Regions from separate parts of the Mus musculus genome. Here regions 2, 3, 4, 5, 6 and 7 are each linked to region 1. Evidence: chromatin loops called from intact Hi-C (ENCODE). Cell type or tissue: gastrocnemius. All regions are shown on one strand. Region 1 overlaps Runx1 (runt related transcription factor 1). Region 2 has its middle 50 kb from the start of Gm41499. Region 3 overlaps 1700029J03Rik (RIKEN cDNA 1700029J03 gene). Region 4 has its middle 5.3 kb from the start of Gm30474. Region 5 has its middle 31 kb from the start of Gm30588. Region 6 has its middle 13 kb from the start of Gm30695. Region 7 has its middle 2.8 kb from the start of Gm41499.

Region 1 (4,000 bases):
ACATGCTTAGAATCTGATTTAGATAGAGTATTATATTGGAAGGGTAATTTTGATTTAAGAGAACTATTATATATTTTGGAGATGATTTCATAGAATAAGCACACAAAACTTTCAGTTTTCTGAGACCACTTACAGTTAGCCAGTCACGTAAGGATGTAGAAGAATAAGTCAATAAAACCGCTCCGCCCTCCATTGAAATGGTTGCCTGCCTCTCACTGAACCAAACACTACTTTTAAAATTCATGGTAGAAAGTCCAAATCCTGTTGTGCTCACTTTTAAACTTCCCCAGCAACAAATTTGTCAGACTGTCACACAGTAGCAGCTTAAACAAATCTTTCCCTCGCAGTTTTTTTCCTTTTTTTTTTTTAATCATGTAAATTTTAGTGTCACTCTGGGGGAAGCCTGGAAGTGAAAGTTGTAAACCTTTCCTTTAGCTCTTGGTGAGGCAAGCGAGAGAAAGTGTGCATTGACAGTGAAATGCGCACTCTGGGTGGGAAGGAATTCCTCATTTCCCTCTCCCGCTGCAGGACTTGCATGAACTCTGTCCAAAGCCGCAAGGACTGCGCGTTCATGGTGCCCCTCGGTAGAGTCCCAGCTGCGCGCTTGCTGATTGCTATTTTGCAGCAAAGACGGGGCGATGATTTTGTTTGTCTGTGTTTTTCAAGTGCGTGTCAAGTGGCTCAGTGACAACCCACACAGGTCCAGGGATGCCCGAGGCCGGATTTTTGCAGTTTTTCGTTGCTTTATCCTGATCGAGCTTCGAACTAACTGAGTTACTAGCAGTAACTCAGCTGAGCAGCGCTCAAGGTGCGAACCTTGAAAGCCAAACTTGGTGCCTGTGTTCATGTAACTGTCTTTCCTAGGCTTCTGCCAGACAGACAACCCTAAACTCCATGCGCAGTTTGAGGTTTGACCCCAACGCGATTCCTTTAATCTTTTGAAGGGCCGGAGAGACACCCTTTCCCCTGGAGTCAAGGTCGAGCGTTGTCTCTGCCACACTGTTCTGATGATGCCCTGTCTCGGTTGGTCTGTGTGGATGTGCTTGGCTGTGGCTCCAGGAGCACTAGATCTGAAGTCGGCTGCTCAAAAAATGCATTTGAGGGGAGTCTAGCTAGCTATTTGAGGGAGTCTCGCTTCCACTGGCCATGAACTCTCCAGTAAATACGGCACACCAGAACCTGGCTGCACTTGGAAGCTGTGGCCCTGGCAGGGGAGCGCAGGCAGCGGGATTCGACCCCTGAATTGGGACTTCTTTAAGATTCGTTTTAAAAGAAAAGCAAGGAGGAAAAAATGTCTTCCCAAAGCTCCGGATCCCCCCAAACGCCAGGGGAGCACTGAGCTTTGCCCTGCTGTCACGATCTTTGTGCTGAAGGAGGAAAGTCGGGCCCACTCGGGAAAATACAGAAGGCTGGAGAAGTTGAGCCTTCGCTGACAATCGCTGGACACCTGAGGAACTCATGGTCCTGAACTAGCATAAGGCGGAGCCCAGGCAAAGAGGCTTTGAGAAGAGATGAGACCCTAATTTGGGTGGATCACGACAGTAGAGACCCACCAGCCGGGGGATTCCCATGCAAGCTGGACCGGCTACCACCGGTCTGAGAGACGGGGGCGCTCAGGTGGGTTCTGGTGGCCACTTCCTAATGTCTGTCCCCAAACTCACAAGATCGACCCTAAGGACCTCCAGGTGAGACTGATCCTCGCGCCGTCGGGGCGTGCCCAGTGCCCTGCTCCGCTTCCCAGGACGCCTAACGAGGGCCGCTGCTGCCCCCTGGCGTCCGGTCTGAGCCCCGACATGACCGTGAAAGGCCTGCCTGATCCTCCATGCCGCCAGCTCCTACCCGCCTGGGGCAAGAGAAGCCACCCCAAACTTCAGACAAGGCCTCCGTGCCGGGACCTCCACAGCTTCTTCCTCTTCCACGGAACCCAGGCTGCGCAGATGCGTGTGGAAGGAAGACACACGCGGGGACCAGCCAGGGACCCGAGCACAGATGAAAGTGGAGGGGTTCGGTCAATATGTGGACAGTAGCGGGCTCCATGGAGTGGGTAGTAAGAAGTTCCGGAGGAAGCAAGGCCCAAGAGAAGTAAGGGACCCCGGAGCACAGGCCAGCTGCTCCGGCTGGGGACAGTAGCCGGCAGCGAGCCAAGCAGGAAGGAGACCCTTAAAGCTCTTCGGCGAAAATGCCCTCGGCGCCGCGGGGACGAACAAGGTGGGGGAGGTGCCCCTACATTGCTTAAGCGGAGTGGGTTCGTTGCCTGAAGGAGAGCTCCGGACTCCCGCCGGAGCTGGAGGGTGGATTCGAGCTCATGAGTTCGGGGTGGCCTGAGTCCCCCATGCTTTCAACTTTTTTTGTAGTCTAGAGTTCTTTGAGGCCTTGGTTAGAAAACTATCTCCTCTCCAGCCGCTGCGCACACTCAGAACGCGGCGCGCTGCGTAATCAAGCCGCAGCCCAGCCGCAGAGAAAAGACACTAAATAAAGCAACTCTGCGAAGGAGAGGATGCTTAAAACCCAAAACTTCTGCGGTGGAGCAGTGGCTGGCCTTGTTTAAATGACTCGGTGCCACTTCTCCTCAGCTGCTAGTCTGGCCCAGGGAGGCGCTCAGAGCTTCCCCCACTCGGCCATCAGCCCTCCAACCCTCTTGCGGCCGAATCCCACCCTGTCCTCCCAGGACCCCAAGCCTTGGCTCATGGACTGCAGTGCAAGGCTGCCTAGGGACCATTCCCGGATGCCAGCCCAGGTCCCTGAAGCCTCGCGGTGGCAGCTTTGTGTCCAGGGAGCACAGGGCGTCTCCCTCCCGCTGATCTCCAGGCCCAGGGCTTCTCCGGACGCAGCCCTCGGTCCCCAAGCCCGACCGGTCTCTCGATTCCTGTTTCGGGGTCTCCAGGACCGAGGCCACCAGTGGCGCCGCTGCGCCCGGCAAACCCACCCAGGGCGAGTGCAGCACCGCGCGTGGCTGCCTGGCGTGGGATCTGAACCTGGGCCTGGCTTCGGGCAAACATGGCAGCGTGTGCCTGTGGGTGCGGGGTCGGCGTGGGTGCGGGAGCTGGGGACGGTAGGGGCTGCCACCGAGTCCCGGGCCGGGCAGCGTACAGTAGCGCGCGGGGGCGCGCGGGCCAATTCCAGGAGCGCGGCAGCCGGCCGCGCCCAGGCTGATACCGGAAAGGCCTGTGATTGGCCGTCGGTCTCCTCTATGCAAACGAGCTGAGGGAATGGAATTCCTCGGGTCGGGCTTACAGTAAAAGCACGTTCATTTCCAGGCACTCTCATTCATAGAGCCAGCGGGCGCGGGCAGGACGGGCGCCCCGCGGCCGGACCCAGCCAGGGCACCACGCTGCCCGGCCCCGCGGCTGGCACTTCCATCCTGAGCTCCCCGAGACGCAAGAAAGTCACCCTTTGCGGCTCTTTCTAGATCTGCGTTGGACCTTCTTGTTTTCCTTTCCTTTCCTTTTTTTTTTTTTTTAATTTTTATTTTTATTTTCCCTTTCTTACTTTTGAATGAACCGGCTTCTAGGCTTTGGATGTTTCAACTTCTAGGCTGTGAACTTTTCTCCGATTGTTTCTTTTGACAACTGCGGGAGAAAGTGTTCCGGAGTTCCAGGCGAGCGGTGAAGTTGCGTGTGCGTGGCAGGGTGCGTGGGAGTGAGCGTGTGTAACTCGAGCCTACTGGTCTACGGTGCCTCCTCCCAGGCCCGCTCCACCTGCTGCGGTTACACGGTGCTCGCTCGTGGGTATTTGTGCGCCCCAGCAGAAAACCAGCCACCGCCGGGCGACGTTGGAGGAAGATCATCTTGCCAGACTCTGGGCTGACTCACTCAACCAATGTAGACAGTGGCTGACTTCCGAAGAGTGCGAGTCTGCCTGTGTGTGTGACCCAACTGCGGCTCAACTCCCACCAAACCACAGGATCAGCCACAAACTTAACCAGCGTTCCCAAACCAGAGTCCTCAGCTGTGGGAAGCTCTACCCTGAGTGTCATCGAGTTTGACTTTTTTTTTTTTAA
Region 2 (4,000 bases), 310 kb before region 1:
ACTCGGTGAGTTGGAATAAATAGCTTAGAGTTGAACAAGCTCATGAACAACCAACAGCCTTGCATGTTTACTGCTAGGGAAATGAATGGTAAATGCTGAAACTTTAATGGATACTCAGAGAATCTACATGGTGTGTGTGTGTGTGTGTGTGTGTGTGTGTGTGTGTGTGTGAGAGAGAGAGAGAGAGAGAGAGAGAGAGAGAGAGAGAGAGAGAGAGAGAGAGAGAGAGGGCAAGTGTGGCAAGTGTGTGTATGTGCATGTGTGGTTGGGTGTGTAAGTGAGTATGTGTATGTAGGGTTGGCACCCCGTAGATTGGGATACTGTGGAAGCTTTGGACATTGAGTCTGGTGGCATATGTAAGGTTGCAGGGTGGAGCTCATGAGGGTTGCTTGACTCTGCTTCCAGCCCTAGCTCCCTGCTTCCTGCTGTGTGAGCTTGCACCTCAATCTTCGATCACCTACCAGGCCAGTCTGTCCAGCGTGCCTCTGGTGTGGTGGACTGTCTCTGACGGCCTGAGCTGAACCTCTCCTCTATTCAGTTGCTCCTAACAAGTGTTTTGTGGCAGCCACATGAAAAGCTAAGACAAAAATAGAGGACTCTGTTTTTCTTTATTGTCCTCTAAGATTTCCTTTCAAGAAAGGAAATAGAGAACGTGCAGATCAGATCTTCACAAATCAAAGTGTCTTCTCTCTCCCATGTATCTACTCTCCCACCTTCAAGTAAGGACTGGATCCCAGATACAGTACAGTGGATTCGTGACCTATGAACTGTCTGCCATCCCTGCAGTGTCTCTGGTGATGGAAGAGATTTTTCTCTTTAATGTCTGCCTGTGTTAATGCATAGGAAGATGCACACAATGATCACAGACTTCCCATCCAGTGAAGCCCTGTGACCCTGTAAGTGTTTAGCCTTTAACAGACCCCTGGGCTGTGTGCCCAGCTCTGACACTGTTCACGTTTACAGAGTCAATTCAATTTCACTTGTTAATATTGGTTACCATCATTCTAGATTGAAAAGCAGCTTTCCAGAGCATTGCTCTGAACTTCAGAAGCCCAAATAGCTCTAGCAGGCGTCTGGCACTTCCCACCTCCCCCATATTGTTCCTGGACCATCCATTTGAAATCCATTTGAATCAGGGTTTCTCTCTCTCTCTCTGTCTCTCTGTCTCTGTCTCTCTGTCTCTGTCTCTCTGTCTCTGTCTCTCTCTCTCTCTCTCTCTCTCTCTCTCTCTCTCTCTCTCTCTCTCCATTTCATTACAAATTCCTGTATCCAGGGATCATGTCTAATGTTTCTCAAATATCCTGGTTAATGTGTAGGCCAGAAACTTGTTCAATTGAAGCCTCTTAAAAGTTGTTGATGGAGTTAAAAATGAACTTCAAATGTGAAAAACGTTTCCAGAGCAAGGGAAATATTCACTGTTGTGTTTGGAAAACGGGATGGGTAAGTTTAAAAGCATGACGATCAGACAGGCTCCTTGAGGGAGGTAAATTTTTAGATACCATGAAATCCCATATGAGATCGCACCCAACTTCCTTAGGCAAACAGTAAGCGACAGAAAGAAAGAAAGGGACAAACTGGGTTTATTTGACCTTGCCATTTGATTTCCAAGGAATTCAAAGCCATCGAGGGGTAAAGATAGCTAGCTGTCTGTCTTTCTTGACTGGGTTTGTGCTTTTCTCTTTCTCCCTAACCCTGCCTCTGACTCCATTTTTTGAAAATTAGCCAGACAACGGCCGCATTTCCAGTTACTGGATGAGTTCAGAGCCAAGCAGCTGTTCAGAAACATCCAAGTGGGCAGCAAATGGCGCTGATGGAGTTAAAGGCGGTGACTCACACGGGACATTCTCAGCAGGTCAGCTGGAACTCCCTGCTGGGCAGGGAATGCAGCCCCCTGGGGCAGGTGCCAAGCCCAGGAGCAGAGCCCGGGATGACAGCAGCAACTCACCACACAGTGGCCTCCGCTCGGTCGCTTCCCTGTTCTCAGTTTTCATGATTTTTTTTTTATAAGGTGAATTTTTTTCTAACGCAATCCTGAAGTGTGATGGGAAAAACAGGCCGGGCAGCTGTTGACTGTTTGAAACAACAGAGGGGAGGCTGGGTCCCTTGGACCGGCTCCACACACGCTGCCTCGCCAGCTTTCCTGATCATTTTCTCATAGAAAATTATGGGTCAAGAGCTCGATCCTGCGCGCTCCTCATGCCAGTCAGTCGCTCGCTCAGCGAAGGTGAGGCTTGCAGGAGCCCAGAGGGGCTTGCTCATCTAGAAATATATTTCTACAAAAGATTATAATTTTACAAGGTGACTCAATCAAACAACAATAAAGACCACGGGTAGGCTAGGGGAAGAGGGGAAAGCACACTTGAGTTTGTGAGCTTATATAACAGCACTACCATGAAGGGCACTAAAGAATATAAAAATGGCATCCTAGATGTTTATTATTAAACATAATTGTTCAGGGAGGGAGGGACTTAATTACTTCAACAAATTCAATTGTGACTCAATCCTCCACTTCACTTTTTGTCTATTTTTCTTTAAATAGCTTTCAAAGGCTTTTAAAGGTAAATATCTTTAATTTGTTCCTTGCAGGTGGGTGATGGCTCAGCAAAGAAGAAACAATCTTTTTTTTTTTTTCTTTTCCTGTCATTAACAATTATCAGATTCAAATTCCATTCCTCTGCTATCTAGGCACAGGATTCCCAGTGCACTGGGATTGTGATCCTGATGGCCAATTTGTGTCCCCTATAATCAAGTTCATTTTGTGATAAGCTCCCAAATATTAACTCTGAAAGAGCAGAAAGGTAGAACTTTAAAAAAAAAATGAAACAATGATTTATTTCCTTAAATAAAATGTTTAAAGTTGTGTTTGGCCAATTAGATGAGCATTTATCAACCATCGAGTTCACAGGGAGCTCAGAGACAGGAAACAGCTTTCTGAGGGCTCTTCTTCTTCTGAGAAAACGGATTCAGAGTTCAAAAGAGAGTAGTCTGGCCGCCTGTTTTATAGAGCCCAAAGAGGAACATGGGAGGGGAAATTTCCCAAGAACAGACATGGTGTCAGTGTTGCCTGCCCGATGTCTAGCTGGTGGTAGACGATTAATAAATACCGGCAGAATTGATCTTGGCCGGGGGGTGGGGGGTGGGGTGGGGGGGGGAGTGGGGGGGAGTGGACGGAAGAGGAGGAGCATCCTTTCTTTTTGGCAAAAGAAAGAACAGATTAGTCATTGAGATTCTGCAGAAGGGATGGGGCTCAGGGTGGTTTAAATCTCAGTTCCAAAAGTCAGGAGAGAGGACGGGAGCACACCGAGTGAGCATCCTGTGAATAAGTCTTTTTCAGCCAGAGTTGGTTGGGTTCATTTCTGGGTATGGCAGCCAAGACCAACCAGAGGCTCCCAAGAGAAAAGCCAGACAGAAAGGCGAGGTTTGAGATTTTCTCTCCCGGTTGCATCTACCAGGTCTTCATGTATTAATTACCATGTTCCTTCCACACCAACCTCTGAGAGCATCTGGGATGAAATGCCAAATTAAAAGAGGGAGGGGAAGCTATAATCAGGGATTATTGTATGAGAAAAGAGTCTATTTTTTAAAATGTGGAAATCAGGACAGGAATACTCCCAGGACACTTTTATGGTGGGGATGAGCCTTTCTGTCCTTGATCCTGCCAAGAGTCAGGCTCACTGTTTACCCACCGTCTATGACAGTCCACTGGGGATGGCACTGCTTAAGGGATTCCTAGATTGAGTGTGTGTGTGTGTGTGTGTGTGTGTGTGTGTACATGTATGTAAACTGGGGTGTATGTGTGTGGTGTGTGTAGTGTGTGTGTGAGCATGTGTGTATGTGTGTGAGTGTGTGTATGTGTGTATGTGTGATATTTATATATATGTATGCGGGTATATATGTGCGTGAATATGTATGTGTCTTGTGTGTTTATGTGTAAGTGTGTCTGTTTGTCTGTCTGTGTGTGTGTACAGAGGGGGGTACTGAAAATGAACTGGTAAAGTTT
Region 3 (4,000 bases), 760 kb before region 1:
CCCCATGCCTCCTCTGTCTGTGTTACCTTTGTGTGTATTGTCTATCTGTCTCCCTTGCTATCTATTATCTACCCATCCATTATCTATCTGTCTGTCTGTCTGTCTGTCTACCTACCTAATCCATCCATCCATCCATCCATCCATCCATCCATTATCTATCTATCTATCTATCTATCTATCTATCTATCTATCTATCTATCTATCTATATCTCTGTCTGTCTGTCTACCTACCTCATCCATCCATCCATCCATCCATCCATCCATCCATCCATCTATTATCTATCTATCTATCTATCCTATCTATCTATCTATCTATCTATCTATCTATCTATCTATCTATCTATCATCTATTTATCTATCTATCTTTGTGTCTGCCTACCTACCTAATCCATCCATCCATCCATCCATCCATCCATCCATTATCTATCTATCTATCTATCTATCTATCTATCTATCTATCTATCTATCTATCATCTATCTGTGTCTGTCTGTCTGTCTGTCTACCTAATCCATCCATCCATCTATCATCCATCCATCTATCATCTATCTATCATCTATATGTATCTATCCTATCTATCTATCTATCTATCATCTAGCTATATCTATCATCTATCATCTATCTTTCATCTATCTATATCTATAGTCACCTATATCATCTACCATAACTATTATCTATTTACCTATCGTATGTATGTATGTATGTATGTATGTATGTATGTATGTATCTATCTATCTATCTATCTATCACCAATCTATCTCTATCTGCCATTATCCATCTCTATTTAGGAGAGAGAAGGAGTTATGGGAAATAACTTAGAGAATTTGCTCTCTCAATTAGGGAGCCTAGGAGAGGCTGTGATACACAGATAGAGGGCCAGGGAAGTCAGTTGTATGACAATCACAAGTTCAGAGGTTCCGGAGACCTGCAGAGGTGTGGATGGTATAACTGTCAGTCTGAGGCTGAGAGCCCTGTCCTAGAGCCCTGGAGTCTCTGGTGTGAATCCTGAAGTTCACAGCCCATAGTCCTGATATCTTGGGGCAGAGGATAGCCCAAATGGCACCTTCCCACCTCTTGTTCCATTTGGGACATGACGACTGCATAAAGTCCACCCACACTGAGGGCAAGCCGGCTCCACCCAAGCTATGAAATCAGGGAAGTCTTCTGGAACTTTCTCACAGACTGGCAGCTCAGTGATTCCTACGGGATGCCAGACACTGGGGCCTTCCCTCAGCACAAGAGAAAAGGCTCAGAGCCCACAAAGCAGGGGTGGGGGTGGGGGGCTACATATCAGTGATAGAGCTAAAGAATAATCATGCTTTATCCATCATCAGACTTCCTTAATCCAGCTAAGCTGGTGTTCCAAGAACTCACTACCACATTCCCATATACTCTTATCTAAAAGACTAAGATATGACATAATGCATGTATATACACTGTATGATGTGTGTGTATATCACATGTACATACTATGTGTATTTAAAACTCAACAGTTGACCCATCCTGGGTATTTTATTTAAAAGGAATGTTCTGCAGTCTAGTTGTGTCTATTTTCCTTTACTTAGCATGGTTCATGCACCTGTCAATCATGCCAAAACAAGTCTCCAACTCCTTTGTTCATCTGGGTCCAGTAGACCTTGGAAGGAAATGGGGTAGAGAGGCGTCAAAATGCCTCTGCCCCTTTCATCTTGTCAAGGGGCCCAGAGGTCTCCTAGGGTAACAGTGGCAGCAGGATGGCATCTTAAAGACTCAGGAGTGACCAGTCAGGACACAGTGTTAGTTATAGTTGCACTAAGTTCTTTATAAGCACACACACCAATGATTTGCATATGGCTTTTTTTTTTTTCATTTATTAGTGCTATCATTCCCACTGGCTGTGCTTTTTGTAGCTATTTTCATTTTTAAAATCAAACTGTATTTTAAGAACCTCTTCTAAAAGTGAAGGACTTTCTCCTCCTGGATCTAGAACCTTGCGTCTGCTAAGCTTTAGTAGCTGAGTCTGTACTGAGCAGATCCTGGGTGATCTCAGGCAGAGGTTACTGTATCAGCAATTCTTTGTGGCCACTAGGTGGCGCTCATGCGCTATTGCAAGTGGCTGCCGCGCTGCAAAAGTTACTTGGCAAAACTAATTGCCTTCCTTGTAGGTAAACTGGTCCTGTGAGCTGCAAGTGCCTCTTGGGTTATAGATTTCTCAGCCCCCTTCTCTTTCCTTAACTGCCTTCAAGAGTTTTCTTGACTACGGCCTCCTGGCTAAGCATCTAGAGTTAGGTCAAGTGCAAATACTGACTCTTATCATTGGCTGTTCTACGGCCTTGGGATTTGACTTAGCTTCAGTTTTCTCAGCCATAAAACAAGATGAAGAGTTCTACAGTTCAGCAGAGAGTGAGTAGCTCTGTGTTCAAGCACTCAGCATCCTGTGTGTTGGCATCTGCTGTTTTGTCATTTGTTACGGCCTCAGGGATCTCAGAGACGCTGGCTTAAGGACCTGTATTACCAGAATTGCCCAAAGATCTCCATACGAAGTTTCTGAGATCTGCATGCAGACCTTCCATTTCTGAACTTTTGGTGTGGGACCAGGGACTGGATGCCCAGGAGACGACCTGTTGATCTTGAGACTTCCCAGTCTCTACTGAATAAAGCAAATATTTGCCCTTTATAGGTTTATCCAGCTTCTGGTATTTAGTTATAGCCACAAAACAAACATAAGCTATCATAGCCTCCATCTGACAATGGATGCTGCTGGGGCTGCCCAGCTGTGTGGCTTTGCGGTCACTGAGTGACTGGCCATGGCTGGGTGTTCCACCTCTTCCAGTTGCCACGAGCAGGCTTGGAGTCTTTCTCTTTAGTGCTCTATAGCCCTTGCCACAACTTTCCAGTTTCTACGATCTCCCACCATGCCGCCGACTTGCCACGTTTCTCTAATACCTATTTATTTTTAGAAAGGAAGGAAGTGTGTCTCTGTTCATGTACGTTTGAATACAGGAAACCGCCATCAGGAATGTGCACCGACAGGACCCATCCTCTTCTCCCACACTGGTATACCAGAATTCTGTTCTTGGTTGTCGTAGTCCTACAGCAGATCCCCCAAACTCCACAGTTCTTGTGCTGGCTTCACCGCGATACTTTCTATCACGAGGGCCGCTGGATCACAGGGAGGAGCTACTGGGGCCGGCCACTTGCCCTGTAGCCTGGACCTTCTGTGGACCCTTTCCACTCTTTCCTCTCCCATCCGAACTGGCATCTTCTGTATTGTTATCGGGTTATAGGGTATGAAAAGTGTTCCCTGCTGGGAAGTCAGTGTCTCTCAGACCCCAAAGGAATCGACTAGGTGTGGTACATCCTCTGTCTAGGAAGACCAAGAGGCAGTAATTTGTTCTTCCCCTTGGCTAAGGTGCCCCAGCATGCCCTGGAACCCAGACCTTTTATAAGTGATGGCTGGGCTCTCAAATCCCCAGCAACATTACTTTTTTTATTGCACGAGTGTGACTTACCATTTTTGCCACGTCTGGTTCACATGATATCTTCTCCAGGCTGCCATTCTTCAGTGGCTCAGCTGGGTCTTGTCTCCTCAGACTATATTATGACAGGGGGCAGGGAGGGTATTAACACAGCCCTGGATCAACACTGTAAGGGAATACTATTGTCTCTTCTGAGCAAATATGATGGTCCCTGACCCTTGTTTTTGGCAGAGATGAAAAGAACTTGCTCCCCCAGATCAAAGGCTGCACGCCATGTACCTGAGCCTGTGATCTGTGAGGACGGAGCGTCTGGCAGGAGGCCTTGCAGCAGCTGGGGGCTACTTGTCTCAGTGGACACTATATGATCTCCCAGGACCCATCTGTTTCCCATAGGGAGTGAGCAGACTGTTTAATCAAGAAGTGGTTGGGTAGGGGCTGCCTGTGTGCAGCCTTGATGCTAGGGATTATTCTACACTTTACAGATTCTGATTCCTGCCCCTGCCCCTGCCCCTGCCCCTGGCCCTGGCCCTGCCCCTGCCCCTGC
Region 4 (4,000 bases), 440 kb before region 1:
GAGAGGCCCAGGGCAGATTCTTCCTGGCAACCTTGAACAAATCCCACTGACACCTTGGCCTGGAGAGTCCTGGCACCACACAGTTCCACTCCAGTAAATAAGCCCAGGGACAGAATTTTCTCTGTATATTTTCCTGCCTAGCAATGCAGAATGGTACACCACCACGATCTGTTTACCGTAAGAACACTTCAGTGGTTGGAAAGCTCACCTCTTAAACTAATATAAAAGCATCATTATACAAAACAGGAGAACCCAGAAGTGTATCCATACAGCCCTCCCTGTTAAGGAATAGTTTCTTTTCAACAGTCATGATTGACAACTCCACTTGTTTACACGCAGGAGTTCCCACCCACTAGCTCTCACCACTTATAAAACCGAGTATTTTTTGAAGGCCTCTGAAGATGTCTAATAAAACTGCTAAAAAGACCTGTTTGATCTCTGGGCAGCTCTGAGGACAGATAGGGCCCCGTTCCTTCTGGAAAACGCTTTGTTCTTTCAACTCCACTTAAGGAGGCAATAGAGCGGCATCTAATACAGGAGGCTTTCTGACTCTGTAGAACAAAGTCAGGCCAGGTTCTTATCATGAGAAACTGCACCCAAGGATAATCTTCTAGAAGACATAAATAATTCTCCATAATGCACTTGGCTATACTTTGATCTTGTGTGCATTTTCCTTAATAGATGGATATTATCAACCCAGTTTGTGCTTGCATAGGGGTTAGTTTGATGGCACGATGGCGGTGACATTAGAGCCTGAAGATTATGTTTTGGATATAAGCTACTGAAAGGACCAACATAACTTTACAAGTTCCTGAAACATGTGAAATTAGATCCCAGTGCTCCGCACCCCGATTTCAGTATCACTGCCAAGGATTTGGTGTCCTGCACTTAATTTTCTCCCACTTCATTAACTGTCCTCAGACTTTAGAAGAGCCTTTGAAATCTCCGACTTCTATGGTAATATCCAGGTGAGCCACTTTCGGCTTCCTATGCTATAGACTCCACCCCTCTCCCTGTCTCTCCCTTCTTCCCTCTGTGTGTTATACTAGGGGCAGGGGGACGGGGAGGCAGAGGTTAGAACAAGGGAAGTGCAGTGCTGGGATTGAGAGCTAAGATGTCTTGATGCTAGTGTAATCACTAGAGAACTGCGCACAAGAGAAGGTTACAATCAGATTTCAGATTGTGGTGAGGCCATATTGGAAGCCACTAAGCATGCAGTTATGACCTTCACGTGGGATGTGTAGTTGGGGTCAGACTGACCTGTTTAAGGGGCTGCTGAAGTAATAAATCGAGCTAGCCCTGTGTGTCAGGGGGCTAGGGAGACAGGCCTAATAAGATGTGATGAGCTTAAGGCCCACCTGTTAGTCATTGTGCTGATAAAAGCAGGCTGCACAATGTCCTGAGGAAGGCTTTTAAAACACAGTGGCTACTCCAGCTTTTCGAGCCAGAAAAAGAAAACCAGGTGTCATCCACCATTCAGCCCCGGACTTGTCCACCCAAACCATGTGAGTCTCCTTCGTGTGAATTTGAAGGATTTCAGGGCAAGAGTCAGGGTCAAGGGGAATTCTTTCACATTTATAGAATGGGGTGCCATCCATTTGTGATGTGCCCAGAGAATCAGAGATTGCTCCAGTGTGGGGTTCCAGCTATGTCCTGGAGAGCCAGCTAGTTTCGCTCAGCAACAATGGCCTCCTGTGGATGGACAGTCAGACCCTTCTGGCATGGATGAAGGAAGTGGTGTACTCCTTCTCAGAATGGTGGCCAAAGCTGAGGTGTCAGAGTGAGGCTGTCTGTTACCACGGGGACTGCTCTGTCTCCACCAAACACTGTGTGGGACCAGATGGGTCCTCTGACTCTTGCTGATGTGATAGTCTTGTTCAAGTCCAAGGTCCTGGGAATGCCTGTCTGCCAGGTGTGACCAGATACATTTCACACTGAAGCCAATAGGTGGCAGAGTGATCTTTTCTAGACTTCAGAGTAAAATTCCTGTGGAGAAATCACAACAGGGTTCCACAGCAGGGTCTGGGCTGGTACACAGTTTGTTTTTAAACTCTTCACATGTTGTAGCCATTCAGATAGGCTGACACTCAATGTTGTAGAGAATATTTCCAGTCAACTAAAATAGCAGGTTTGAGGACAATTAGCCAAAGTTTCTACAGACTCACCTTTATTGCCTTAAATTGTACCTTCCTATATCTAGATAGGTGTTCTAATTTTATAGTACATTTCATTTTTTAATGATATGTATAGATAAAAGTGAGAGCAATGCTAGCATGGCATCCAAGAGGGAGTCCTCCTCGTGAGTGTTCCTCGTGGCCTAAGGACAGAATCACAGTGGAGGAACCAAGAGGGAGTACTCCTTGATAGTTCTCCTCATGAGTGCTCTTCATGAGTACTCCTCATGAATGCCCCTTGTGAGTACTCCCCACCAGTGCTCTTTGTGACCTAAGGTCAGAATCACAGTGGAGAACCCCCAAGAGAGAGTGCTCCTTGTGAGTGCTCCTTGTGGCCTAAGGGCAGAATCACAGTGGAGGAACCAAGAGGGAGTACTCCTTGATAGTTCTCCTCATGAGTGCTCTTCATGAGTACTCCTCATGAATGCCCCTTGTGAGTACTCCCCACCAGTGCTCCTTGTGACCTAAGGTCAGAATCACAGTAGAGAACCCCCAAGAGAGAGTGCTCCTTGTGAGTGCTCCTTGTGGCCTAAGGGCAGAATCACAGTGGGGGAACCAAGAGGGTGTACTACTTGATAGTTCTCCTCATGAGTGCTCTTCATGAGTACTCCTCATGAATGCCCCTTGTGAGTACTCCCCACCAGTGCTCTTTGTGACCTAAGGTCAGAATCACAGTGGAGAACCCCCAAGAGAGAGTGCTCCTTGTGAGTGCTCCTTGTGGCCTAAGGGCAGAATCACAGTGGGGGAACCAAGAGGGAGTACTCCTTGATAGTTCTCCTCATGAGTGCTCTTCATGAGTACTCCTCATGAATGCCCCTTGTGAGTGCTCCCCACCAGTGTTCTTTGTAACCTAAGGTCAGAATCACAGTAGAGGATGGAGCTGGAGGTCAGTCCCCATAGTTAATCTCCTGGGGACAGTCCACGCACATACTGAGGAGGGACTTAGTACCTGAGAAGTGTGGTTTTTTTTTAGACAGGGTTTCTCTGTATAGCCCTGGCTGTCCTGGAACGCACTCTGTAGGCCAGGCTGGCCTCGAACTCAGAAATCCGCCTGCCTCTGCCTCCCGAGTGCTGGGATTAAAGGCGTGCACCACCACGCCCGGCAAAGTATGTCTTTTTAAAAGACTAAAATTAGCATTAAAGTCTAAGCTGATGTTCGGTTAGAATCCTCTCTTCTCCTTCTCAATCTTGCATGTTGCTAATGCCCCCCTTCATCTGAGACAGAGGCATACTAAGCATACTAAAACAAGCAGGTCTGGAATAATCTCATGTCTCAAAACAGGCGCCTCTGGGATTCTGCCTGCCCTGACGCATGCACTGGGCCCTCCAATTCACACGTGGCTTTCACTTGAATTGAGACAAGGGCCTGGTGAGAGGACTCGGAAGTAAAGGCTCTTGCTGTCATGTCTGCTCCCACAAATTCAATCCCCAGGACCTACAAGGTAAAGAGAAAGACTGAGTCTGAGTCTCTCAAGTTCTCCGCTGATTGCCACTTGGCCACTGTATTCATAGGTACCCACAGGCATACACATGTAATACACACACACACACACACACAATCAATCAATCAACCAAACAATCAGTCAATAAGCAGTTAGTGGGCTGGGAGGTGCTACCATAGCCTGGATCATGACTGTGCATTTTTGTATAGCTTTATTCTCCAAAGTCTCAGGAGGGCAGCAAGTATTGTCGAGGATTCTATGTGAGGGGATTCTAATGGGGTGGTTTCCTCTTGGCATGCTTTAGCAATTTGTTCTCAGAGCAAAACAAAAAGAGACTAAAGATAAGAAAGATGATTGGACTTAGAAGCACTGCGTACGCCCCGT
Region 5 (4,000 bases), 590 kb before region 1:
TTTAAGAAACAGATGGAAAAGACCATATTTTAAAAAGCACAGAGATTGGAACCTCTCTGCTGTTTCTGGCCCAAATGAGGAAACTCCCAAGGCTCCTGCCATGGTAAGAAACCACAGTTAACAATGGTGAATAAAACCACATCTTAATTTCTCCCCGAATTTCCATTTTACAGAGAATTTGGGGGAAAAAAATCAATCTTCAGAGGCTGTGGAAAAACACAAAGTTGTGTATTTATTTTATTTTATTTTTTATCTTGGAAAAATGTCTGTATCATAATAAAGTCTCTCAAGACACCAGCTTGAGTCACGTCCCTCTGAGTTGGCACATCCAGCAGCAGGCCTTGGGTGTCGCAGGCCCTCAATAAGTGATTGTGTATCGAAGATGTTTGCTCTCCTCAAAACCAGTCGCCACAAATCAGCATCAAGTCAGGCCAGGCAAGAAACATTCTATTTTTAGTAGAGATGGCTCATTATGTTTGTCTGTGTCACTGAAACGTCTTAAATGAAAGAACAAACAAGCAAACAAACAAGCAAGCAGAATGATCATAGGTGGGGACGCTTGTTTTGGACATTAGCTCCACCCCTGGTGTAAATATGTTACTTTGTAACATAATGTGAAGATTCTCCTTAAGTACTGAGTTGAGTGGCCACCACTGCCTGCATTTCTTACCTCAGCCTAGTGGTGTCATTCTCAGATTAATCTGAGAAGCATCGGAAGCAGGGGAAGTTAGCCTCCAGACTCTGCCTCTCCGCTTTCTTCCTTTAAGTGTGTGTGGGGGGGGGGTGCGGGGGGGGGATGGGATGGGGGAGGGGGGAGGGGTGTGATTCTGCAGGCAGCACCACACAATTTTTTTCTCATCTGCATCTTTAGAAATGACAGGTGACTGGGGGAATCTCAGTGGAATTTAGCGAACCAGGTCCATGCAGCCTGCAGAAACGGTGTCTTCACTTCTGTATGGCTGTGGGGTCGTCACGGCCACTTGTCTACCATGAAGAGGTAGGAAAACCCTTTGGACTTCAACTGAGATGCCAGTCCCATGGCCAGCTATCTCCTTGTATGTCCCTTTCAACTGAAAAAGACATCATGTGATAACAGTTTTTATTTTTTTCCTGTTAATTATATTTTCCCTCCATTTGTAACAGCAATGAATACACTTAGAGAGATGGACTCTTTTGTGCTACAACAAACAAGCAAGGACATAAAGTAAACAAATGTTTCATAAGAGATAAGCAAAAGCTGCAATTATTACCATATGTAGTCGGTTTGTCTATCACCTGTCTGCATATCACCTATCTGTCTGTCTGTCTGTCTATCTATGCATCTATAAATCTATCTATCTATCATACATCTATCTATGTATCTATCCAAACACAGAGGAGGGAAGAAAGGGGAGAAGGGAGAGGGAGGGAGGGAGGAGAGAGAGAGAGAGAGAGAGAGAGAGAGAGAGAGAGAGAGAGAGAGAGAGAGAGAGAGAGAGAGAGAGAGAGAGAGAATCCTTTAGGAGAAAGGATTTGTCACATTCTGTGTTTGTAAGCAACTTTACTATTGTAGACAGTCAGTGTATTATCACGATGGCCCCTGGTGTATGTGCCATTACTGAGTATTTGGGGGGTGGGTTCAGGTTCTAGTTCTGTAGCCCCAAGTCCTTGGAGCACCATTTCTTAAAGCATTCTGTTTTAATCGTGTTCTTATGTGATTCATAGAGTGAAGTAAAGTTTTAAGGTAAATCTTATTAGGATGTGACTATTCTAATTTGAACCAAACAGAAATTCAGTTCCCGAACTTCTCTGGTATGCGCTCAGCAGGAGACCTGTGAAGTGAGCAAGACCTCTGCCCCTCCCTCTGACAGGCGACAGGCCTTCCCTGGTGTCAAGGTTGCTGGTGGAGGAAATGAAACCAGGACAACAGGGACAAAGATCATATAGCTACAGAACAGCAAGAAACTTGAAGAATCCGTGGCTTGAGTCTCCCTTTCCTCAAGGCTTCCAGTGGGTCTCGCGGCTTGGTCCAGGCAGTTGATGGGGTGGAATGCTGAGTGTGGGGGAGACTAAGTCTAATACAACGGGCAGCGAGCATGCCTGTGTGTCCTCCAGGGGGAGACATTTCTCTTTCTCCCATGGCTGTGTGTTACCCAAAGCTAAGGTGGTCAGTGACACATTTGCAAGGCATGTCTCTGGGACACAGAGCAGAACAGGCTTGCAGAGCAGCTGCCCTCTGTGAGACTGAAGACCGAACGACTGTCTGTTTGCCCTCCAGTCCACACTGTCTAGAGGCCAACTGCTGCTCCTGGCCAGCAGCGCCTCAGGCCTTCCCATCACCACCCCAGAGAAAACCGTCAGAAGAGCATTGGCAGTTGTATGTTCTTACAGGAGGCCTGGAGTGTCCTGTAGGGACCACCGTAGGGACAATAAGAGCCAGGGACATAGCCTGGCACTTGAAAGATCTGCCACACTGCCCAGTTTGATTTTACGTTTCTCCCTTTCAGCCACTGTTTAGCTGTTCAGTTTACTAGAAATGTCTGTAGTTCTTAAGTGGCTGGTGGCCATTTTTCAAGGACTTTCTTTCTTGGTGTCATTCCTCTTAAAGAATGAACTGCGCAACCACATGCGTCTAGGAGGGTGGGCGAGAGAAAGGAGCAGGCACAGGATTCAAAGAAGTCAATTTAGCTACTTATTAACCGTGCCTGGAAATGTGAAGAGGAAAAGGTGGGAACTAATGACTCCAATGGGTGTTTGAAAAGAACTGGCTCTTTTGTTCCCAGCTCCGTGAACCCTCTCTTTGGAGAACCCAGAGCTGGTCCTCAGTCAATGAGTGTGGCAAGGATCATTTCAAGAACAAATTGAGGAAACGTAGGCACGGGTCTTTCATCGCCTTTTCGCGGTGATTAGATTTATTTACCTCCCTTGCTGGCCCCTTCTCTTTCATGCTTTCCAACCGCTTTAAAATCAAGAGTGAAAAATGAAACCGAGTTCCGGCTTTTAAGAAAATGAGAGAGGGTGGGGGCTGGGCTGGCTGACAGGTGCACACTTCCTGGGAGCCAGAGAATAGCAAGAAGTTTAAGAAAAGAACTGTGTGACCATAGCTGGCCTTGCCTGGGAGAAAGTCACTAATTGAAAGTCTGGCCAACGTTAAATGTGCTGGTGAAGTGCACTGATTTATTGGGACCAGTGTGGGGGAAAGGTCTGTGGAGCAAATTGAAAGAACAAACAGGGAAACGGTGTGTTTTCCTCGCCGAGAGATAGCTCCAAACGTTTGTAAAAATCACTTTGTATTTCAATCCCCCTGCAAAACGGTGAAAAGTTCTGGTTCCTAACTTCTAAGAGTTACTGTGAAAACCCTTACAACATCCCTAAGGTGTTCCTTCCTTGCGTGGGATCCTGTCATCCTCGTGACCGTGTGAGTTCGGGGGGAAGCAGAATTTTGTGAAAATGTTTCTCTACTTTAGACTTTTCTACAACTTTCTACCCAATTAGAGGATGTTAGTGGGGTTTGCTGCGTAGTGTGCTGGTATTTTGTGACTCGCAGGCGCTGATCTGTTTCCCTGGCTGTCTCACAGTTCATGAAGAAGTCTGCTCTAAAAAATGGCTTCTCACCATTCTGAGGGCCATCCCATCCCATCCCATCCCATCCCCCCCACCCCATCCCACCCCACCCCACCCCATCCCATCCCATCCCACCCCATCCCACCCCACTCCATCCCATCCCATCCCACCCCACCCTACCCCATCCCACCCCACCCCACCCCATCCCATCCCACCCCACCCTACCCCATCCCGTCCCATCCCATCTCACCCCACCCTACCCCATCCCACCCCACCCCACCCCATCCCATCCCACCCCACCCTACCCCATCCCATCCCACCCCACCCCATCCCATCCCACCCCACCCTACCCCATCCCATCCCATCCCATCCCATCCCCCCCACCCCATCCCACCCCACCCCACCCCATCCCATCCCATCCCACCCCATCCCACCCCACCCTATCCCATCCCATCCC
Region 6 (4,000 bases), 850 kb before region 1:
CACAGAGGCAATGGTTCCACTTCAGTTGCTGTTTGATGACCTGAAAATCCTAGCAATTGGCTCCATTATGGCTCTAAATAAAACGGGAGAAAACCCCTACAGAATACAAATTGACCCTAACTTAATCTTTCTTTTGTACAAGTAAACCACAGAATCAATAGATAACTTTCTTTGACAAATCAAACTTATTCTTTTAAAAAATACTTATTTTTTGTGTGTGCATGTGCCTAAATATATGCATGTATATCACATGTGTGCAATGTGTATCACATGTGTGCAGGAAGCCACAGGGGCCAGAAGAGAGTGTTGGATTTCTTGTAACTGGAGTTACAGATGATTCTGGGCTGTCATGAGGGTGCTGGGAACCAGATATTGGTCCTCTGGAAGAGCAGCAGGTGCTCCAAACCACCGAGCCACGTCTCCAGCCTCCAAACTAGACTCTTATTAAAAGTTTAAATTAGAGTTAATATTCTCCCAGTATGTTGTAGCTGAATTTGAATAAATTCTGGCAAGTGTGCTCTTGGGCACTTTGCAACTGCATGATCCAATTGGAGCAGGCTGCCTCTGTTGGTGGAGGTAGGACCTGATTCCTATCTGCACCTCCAGGGCCTGGCATTATCCCCTACCCATACCTGGCCACAAGTGTGTGCTGGCTACATTGACTGTAGAAAGGTTACAGGAAAATGTGTGGGTGTCGTTAGGGTGGAACCTGGAGAAGCCAGATCTGACTTTGGATCCCATCACTGTTCTTAGGCTGAGCTTTCATCCTCTGTGTGATGGAATAAGACACATCGCACAGTGCTCAGGGAATCAGGTGAGACAATGGTCTGCCCTGTGGGGATCACTTGTGACATATTTGCTTCTGGGCCACTTGTCCTCCCAGTTACAGGATGCCCATCAGAACAGGGCACTTTCCAGACCCTGTGGCGTTCCAATGCCTGGCATGTAGGAGCCGTTTGGCAAGTGTGTGTCAGATTAACAAGTGAAACTGGGCATTTCCCATGACATTATTATGGAAAGGAAGAGAACAGCTAAAGTGCTTGAGAAATAGAGACACAAGATCATTATACTGGAAAAAGAAAGGTATTGGAGAAAGGTCAGGCCTGGTGGCACACACCCACACCTTTCATCAATCCTAGCACTCAGGAGCAGACACATCTCTTGTGAGTTCCTGGTTGGCATAGAGAGTTCTAGGCCAGCCAGGGTTACACAGTGACATTGTCTTAAAAAAAAAAAAGATACGAAGACAAAAAATGTGATTGAAAAAATATTTCTAAAAGATGTATTTGTATTTATATGTATGGTGTCTTGCCTGCACATACGTATGTGCCCCAATATGTGCAGTGACTGCAACATCTAGAGGAGGGCGTTTGATCCCTGGAACTAGCTGACGTCATCCCTCAGGCTGAGCAACACATTCCACTTCTCTGCAGGAGCAGCGAGCACTTGGAGCCCCGTCTCTGGGTACTAAAGAGAGATGTTTTTTTATCAACACAATTACCTAGCTACATCTGAGTTTGGTGCATCCAGTCTATCTTTAGATGAATTTAACATTTTATCTCAGATAATATTTTTTCAGGGATAACACTTTTAATCTTAGATTGCATGTATATATTTCTTATATGTGTGCATATATATTTTCAATATAATTATGTAATCCTCTTTTCTGGCTCCTATGAGATGTGACAATGACCTTTGCATCCTACTGTTCCCTTCTTTGACCCTTGACTTCGGTTTCCTGCTGTGCTCTGTCTCCGAGATGACACACTATGACACACTTAAAAATATTTCTGAGAATTAGTGACATTTACTTGTCTGGGAATATTTTAAAGATGAAAATATTGATTTGGTTTATTTTTGTTTCGAAGTCACTCAGCTTTTAAATGATATACTAGTTTTCCTCCCTTCAAAATTACAAAAATCTGGCACCAGCTGAGCATCAGTTTGGAGGTCTCTTAAGTTCACAGTGGATGTGCATTTTGGAGACAACTCTCAAAGCTACCACTAGATGGCGAAAATGCTCTATCAAAGTTAATAGGGCCCTGGGTGTTGAAATGGGCTCTGCGTTCTTCTGGGTGTAGAAACGAGACACGTAGGCGGGCTGTGTTCTCACGGTTTACGTAGGAATTAGCACATGTAGTATTACAGTTCCTACTATTATTTGTGTGCTTCAGATGCTTAAAGGGGGGTGTGGTGTATGTGTGTGTGTGTGTGTGTGTGTGTGTGTGTGTGTGTGTGTGTGTGTTTTGGTACACTTGCATGCAGAGGCCAGCCGTCCATGTTGGGTATCTTCCTCAATTGTTCCCAACTTTATTTTTAACTCTTATTTATTGATTTAACTCAAGTCATGAGGCTTGATGGCAAGCATTCTGACCTGCTAGGTCATCTCAGCAGACTTATTTTTTGAGACAGGGTCTCCCGCTGGTCCTAGAGCTTACTGATTCAGCTAGACTGACCAGCCAGCAAGCTGCCAGGGCCCTCCTGTCTCGTCCTCCTGGGCACTGGGATTATAAGTGCACTCTGCCATGTTGGGCTTTTTACGTGGCTTCTGGGATTAGAACTCGGGTCTTGTTGCGTGTGAGGCAAGCTTCACCAGCAGGCTCCTCGCCAGCCCTCTGGAGGGTTTTAGTGTGACACGTACATTCGGCTTTTCCCTTTAAGGTGAACTTCAGGTTCCTACATAGCATCTTCCCTGCCTTTTCCAACTCACCCCACTCATGAGTAAATTAATAATGAAGATGGAGTGTATCAGAGACTGTCTGGTGCCCAGGCACAGGCTATCCCGTGCTATGTCTTTACATGTGAAATTCTGTGGTGTGAAGATGTTCACATCACAGGATGGCTGAGGCATTGGTAAGGCAGTGAGGCTGCTGCTCCTGTCTGGAATCTACGGCTCTCACACAAACACACTGACAGTCAACAGCCATGTATGGCTCTCACACAAACACACTCACAGTCAACAGCCATGCAGGGCTCTCACAGGAACACATTCACAGTCAACAGCTGTGCGTGGCTCTCACATGAAAACACTTACAGTCAACAGCCACACATGGCTCTCACACAAACACATTCACAGTCAACAGCCATGCATGGCACTCGTCATACACTGCCTTGGTTGAAACGTGAGTCCAGTACTTCATCTCTCTCTAACATATCAGCATCTGAAGCTACAGTAAATTATAGTGCATGGCCCTGTTTGCCTGCTTTCCCTGTTCCTGTCTGATCCTTTGCATGAGCTTGAGTCATTGTTTTTCGTGTGTGTGTGTGTGTGTGTGTGTGTGTGTGTGTGTGTTGATGTTGACTCCCTACAGAGTATTTGATGATGCCTGATGCTGGCGTCAGTTTTTATTGCTGCAATTGAGGCAGAACATGACTAAGATTCACAGTGCAATGTTGGTGCTATGAAATAGTGCAATGCACAGGCAGGCAGAGACTCGCCTGCTCCAGATGTTAGCGGGGCCAGACGGAGAAAGCCTGGACAAGTTGCACTTCATAGAGGGAAAAATCCTTTGTCTTTGGTCTTGTCCATTCAACTTGATTAAGTTGCAGACATTGTCTAATCAGGGCCTGTGACCTGTGGATGCAGAGATGCATATTCAATCTGGGATCTATGAAGGCTCTGGATTTTACCCTAAAAGAGTTTATTTCTATGCAATGGACGCTGCAGAAAACACAAAACTGCTGGGTCAGAGATGAAGCAGATTGAGCAAGCTGTGGGAGCATGACGTCATTATCTTTTCCCCTGACCTCCCCCTCCCCCAAAAGCTCCCACTAGAGCAATTTGGAGAGGCATAGGTAGTTAAGTAGGCAGTTTACAACCTCACCGAACACCAGTGAGTGTGGGATCCCCATTGCTCTCGCACGAGGCAGTAAACCCATCCTTTTCTGGGGTGGAGACTTCCCCTCACCCACCTAAGGTGTAACCATTAACTACAGAATGCAGAAGACACAGGCCCAGATACTTGAGAGTTGGGGTGGGGTGTCTGTTCTTCTCAGAGGT
Region 7 (4,000 bases), 260 kb before region 1:
GCAAATTCTGAGTACCAGGTGCAAGAGAGCACGGATTGGGGCAATTTATTACTGAGCTCTGTGCCCATGCTCAAGAGCCTATATGAGAGTCCAGACAGAGCTACCCATGTAAAAAGACCAAGCTAAAATTAAAGGGAGATTGTGCTGGTCCTAACATCCTAAAGACACATCATATGTTCTCTGCCTCCTCAGCCACTGGTCAGACTTCTTTCCATAAACCCAGCCTTTCCCCTCCCCCATCTTCCTTCTTCCCACCTGTCTGGAATTGCCAAAGCATCTGAGCTGAGGCCAACAGCCAACCCATGGAGAGGACTGTTTGTTATGAACAGATACATGCAAACGCATCAATATTTCTAACTACCTGTCCCCGTGACTGAGATGGGCAGAGTCTCCCCCACCCTCCTCTTCTCGCTTATAGCAGCAAATGCTGACACTCCCCAGCAAGCATGCCCTCCCTTCTTGGGCCCCACCTCCTCTGTCCCCAAAGTAAATAGAAAACCAGGTGTGTGTATGAATTCTAACGAGGCTAGGGTGAGGGTGGGGAGAGGAAGAGAGGGAGATGGAGAGTCACGGAGACTCAGAGAGTAAAAATAGGATCAACAGGAACTGGGAGTCTGGGTTTCTGTTTCTTCTCCAAGAGTGAGTCCTTGCTGCTGTAGTCTTTGTAAGCAGAGCAGTCCTGACTCTCTGGGTACGGCAATAAGGCATCTCAGGTTCCTCCACAGAGACTATGATCCCTCACTCTCAGACTTCAACCCACACCCTTCAGGAAAACAATCAGTGGGAAGGAACAAAAAAGAATCCACCTCAGGCTCTGTCCAGTGCTGCTAACACAGTTAGTCCCTTGATGGTCTCAAGTCAGTGATGTCACCCATGTAGGAGAATCTGCACCCTGTACCGCTGGTATCCTTCAGTTCCATTCCATACTGCTGAGGTGTGCGCGCGTGCCTGTCTGTCTCTCTGTCTCTGTCTGTGTTTGTGTGTCTCTGTGTGTGTGCCTGTGTGCCTGTCTTGTGTGTGTGTGCCTGTCTGTCTCTCTGTCTCTGTGTCTGTGTGTCTCTGTGTGTGTGCCTGTCTTCTGAGTGTGTGTGTGCCTGTCTGTATCTCTGTCTCTCTGTATCTCTGTCTCTGTCTGTGTGTGCCTGTCTTCTCTCTCTCTCTCTTTCTCTCTCTCTCTCTGTGTGAGTGTGTGTGTGTCTGTGTGTGCCTGTCTCTCTGTCTCTCTCTGTGCCTGTCTGTCTCTCTGTCTGTCTCTGTCTGTCTGTCTGTCTGTCTGTGTGTGCCTGTCTGTCTCTCTGTCTGTCTTCCTGTCTGTCTCTGTGTGTGTGTATGTGTACCTGTCTGTCTCTCTGGCTGTCTATGTCTCTCTGTCTGTCTGTCACTCTCTGTGTGTCTGTCTGTGTGTGTGTATGTGCCTGTCTGTTTCTCTGTCTGTGTTTGTGTATGTGTGTCTGTCTCCCTGTCTCTTTCTGTCTCTCTGTCTCTGTTTGTCTGTGTGTGTGTGTGTGTGTGTGTGTGTGCGTGTGTGCACGCACACTGTCTGTATACTTAGAACTTCATCTGTCACAGCTTTGCTTCCTGGAACTTGAACTGCAGTACCCAGGGCTGTCGGGCCACCAATAAATCAAAGGCTCTTCTCAGAAGCTCTATTCAGCTGTCCAGGCAGGACGGTGGGAGCTGCCTATGTTGAGTCTGACAGACGCCCACTCAGCCCAGCTGCAGGCTATCTAAGGCCATATCCCAACATGGCCGCTTGCCCAGAAACAGGCTCAGCAACTCACCTCCCTGGACAGGAAGGAAGTGCTCGGAACAGAGTGGGACAGGCTTCTTGCCCACACTGGGGGTTGGCTTGGGAATCTTCCTCCGGGTCCCATCTTCTACTTGTCTTGGATGGAGCTCAGTAGGTTACCAAAGGACCAACACACAAATCTGGGCCTTCCCTCTAGAGGCCGGTCAGCACTCACTCACTGTGTTTTAGAAGCAAGCACTGCTCTCTCTCGACTTCCTGTGATCAAACATGCTTGTTAATAGCTTTTAGTAAAAGCCAGATCTCCCTGTGCACGGCTCTGCCGCACATGGACTGAATTAAGAACAGGGGATTGTTTTCATGTCTAGAACTCAGCTAATGCCAAAACAAATGTACAGTAAAATACTGCTGGACACCCCCACCCTATCTCTTCCCTTTCTCGCCCTCAAGGGAGACCATGGAAGACACTGAAGGAAGTTAAGGAGTCAGAATGGTAGGAATTGAGATCCTGCCTGGGGGAAGTGTTGCGTCACCTCAGAACTTCTTAAGTTGTCCCACTATTTTTCTGTAGTCCAACTACCTTGGCTTTCTGGGTTGTCGCTCTACAGTATGTGTCAATGGCTGAGTGGGACCCTTCCAGAGTAGCTAGCTTCTTGCTTCTATTAAAGATTTTCTTCATCTAGATTCCCCACTTCTTGGAGGAAAACACTCAGAATGTGTTTTTAATACATGGTAACTTCGAAAGCCCACAGGCCTCCCTGTGTTGTCATTTAAAATATACAGTTGCTCTAGTTGGATGTCTTCTGGGGTAACCCCAATAAGAAAACAGCACGGGACAGGTATTCAGTTAAAAATTCCTTTCTGTTCATTTATAATCCAGTTGACTGGGTGTCCTGCATATTTTTTGTGGGAGTTGACTCAGAACAGGTCAACTTACTGAATAATCTGACTCTTTAACATACAGGGAAACCCATCGTAGAAAGCGATTGTCCCTTTGAAGTGTTTTATTGCTTAACTGCTTCTAAATGGGAGGCACCAAGGATGATTGTTCTAACTAGCTCACCTGATTCTACGTTGCCAACTTGCTATCAGATTGCTGTAATTGCTAAGCCTCAGTGAGAACCTAGAGACTATTTCTAACACATTTTCTAATAGCTTCAAGACCTATTGACTCGAGTGGGAAGGAAATTAAATTCTAGTCTGCAACCTTCTAGAACTTTCTAGATCTTCCTAGTCAGAAACTCCTAAGAATAAAAAACTAAGTATAAAGAACGAAGTTCTATCTCTGAGATCTAGACTCAGGAGCAATGCCTGTTACTTGTGAAGTAGTGCCCCAAGACGGCTTCCTCTAGCTTATTCCAAATTCACAATGTTGTGGGGGTACAATGGACTGGGCAGTGTAAAGACTCAAAGACTTGCAAACTTTCTTTCCAATTCACATGCCAGTGTCAATGGAGCCTGGGTCTAGTTTGCAAACATTCCCAGATCCAGCACTCAAGATCTAAAATTAAACTCAGTGATCATCAGTTGGCCAGGCTCTACGACAGGAAGATCTCTGAGTCAGCAAGAGGCACAGCACTGGGCCACAGCTCTTCCTCTGCACAGTGGTCCAACCAGGAGCTGAGAGCTGCACAGGGACTCAACAGCAGATGGAGGGGGGCACAGCATCCAGGATTTCTTGCTCTCTTCTTTGAGGTTCTCTTTAACCTCAAAAGGAACAGAATACCCCCCCAGTGACTTTTGTGTACACTGTTTTTTGTTTTGTTTTGTTTTGTTTTGGGGTTTTTTTTGGGGGTGTTTAAACACAGTCTTGTTGCCCCACAGAGCTCTGCCGCCTGCTCACATTCAGCATCTCCTGGGAAATTCGGAGAGATGCTTTATTTAGAAGGCACTCAGCCTGTGAGTCATGCAATTTTCTGCTGTGTTTTTCTTCTTCAGTCTTCCTGCTTCCATAAACATTTATGTGAAGAGAGGCTATTTCGCTGTGTTTCCAGAATCGTCTGCCACAGCTGTTCTCTCTCCACCTGAAGTCATCAACTTTCGCAAAGAGAAATATCCCTTGTTTGCTTTCAAACAACGATAAAGACCAAAAGTCAACACATAAATAGGATTGAAAGACAGAGCGGTGACCCTTTGGCAGAATGGCCTCTTGGCTCAGTGGGTTCTCATGAACCCCAGTAAATCTTAACAGTAGTTGTTTAACACTGGCATGCGCCCTGTAGGCAGAGACACAGTTTTGTAACACTTGTGAGA

The links. Peaks named below come from ENCODE experiments on the same cell type or tissue, not always from the same donor. Only the 100,000 strongest peaks of a DNase experiment are listed, where the experiment ranks them.
Region 2: it touches region 1 in a loop (2.7-fold over the local background); 3 of 42 quality-filtered maps call a loop at or near these places.
Region 3: it touches region 1 in a loop (10-fold over the local background); 22 of 42 quality-filtered maps call a loop at or near these places.
Region 4: it touches region 1 in a loop (13-fold over the local background); 17 of 42 quality-filtered maps call a loop at or near these places.
Region 5: it touches region 1 in a loop (13-fold over the local background); 26 of 42 quality-filtered maps call a loop at or near these places.
Region 6: it touches region 1 in a loop (2.9-fold over the local background); 11 of 42 quality-filtered maps call a loop at or near these places.
Region 7: it touches region 1 in a loop (4-fold over the local background); 4 of 42 quality-filtered maps call a loop at or near these places.

What each region holds. Positions count from the first base shown.
Region 1 is chr16:92,696,591-92,700,590 of GRCm38, reverse strand. The region is part of intron 2 of Runx1 (runt related transcription factor 1); the gene reads left to right. Among named protein-coding and RNA genes, the nearest start is that of Gm30281, 64 kb to the left of the region's middle. In gastrocnemius, a CTCF peak has its summit at 1,777 (motif pointing left); DNase peaks (open chromatin) are centred at 1,768, 2,124, 3,132 and 3,770; H3K4me3 peaks cover 2,332 bases; H3K27ac peaks cover 2,231 bases.
Region 2 is chr16:93,004,682-93,008,681 of GRCm38, reverse strand. No RefSeq gene overlaps it. Among named protein-coding and RNA genes, the nearest start is that of Gm41499, 50 kb to the right of the region's middle. In gastrocnemius, no CTCF peak of the experiment used is centred here; DNase peaks (open chromatin) are centred at 1,896 and 2,100; H3K4me3 peaks cover 923 bases; H3K27ac peaks cover 2,450 bases.
Region 3 is chr16:93,452,514-93,456,513 of GRCm38, reverse strand. The region is part of intron 1 of 1700029J03Rik (RIKEN cDNA 1700029J03 gene); the gene reads left to right. Among named protein-coding and RNA genes, the nearest start is that of 1700029J03Rik, 4.4 kb to the left of the region's middle. In gastrocnemius, a CTCF peak has its summit at 2,062 (motif pointing right); a DNase peak (open chromatin) is centred at 2,073.
Region 4 is chr16:93,135,383-93,139,382 of GRCm38, reverse strand. No RefSeq gene overlaps it. Among named protein-coding and RNA genes, the nearest start is that of Gm30474, 5.3 kb to the right of the region's middle. In gastrocnemius, a CTCF peak has its summit at 1,942 (motif pointing right); no DNase peak of the experiment used is centred here.
Region 5 is chr16:93,291,313-93,295,312 of GRCm38, reverse strand. No RefSeq gene overlaps it. Among named protein-coding and RNA genes, the nearest start is that of Gm30588, 31 kb to the right of the region's middle. In gastrocnemius, a CTCF peak has its summit at 2,089 (motif pointing right); a DNase peak (open chromatin) is centred at 2,102.
Region 6 is chr16:93,541,945-93,545,944 of GRCm38, reverse strand. No RefSeq gene overlaps it. Among named protein-coding and RNA genes, the nearest start is that of Gm30695, 13 kb to the right of the region's middle. In gastrocnemius, a CTCF peak has its summit at 1,992 (motif pointing right); DNase peaks (open chromatin) are centred at 2,038 and 2,515.
Region 7 is chr16:92,952,199-92,956,198 of GRCm38, reverse strand. No RefSeq gene overlaps it. Among named protein-coding and RNA genes, the nearest start is that of Gm41499, 2.8 kb to the left of the region's middle. In gastrocnemius, no CTCF peak of the experiment used is centred here; DNase peaks (open chromatin) are centred at 293 and 1,746; H3K27ac peaks cover 3,726 bases.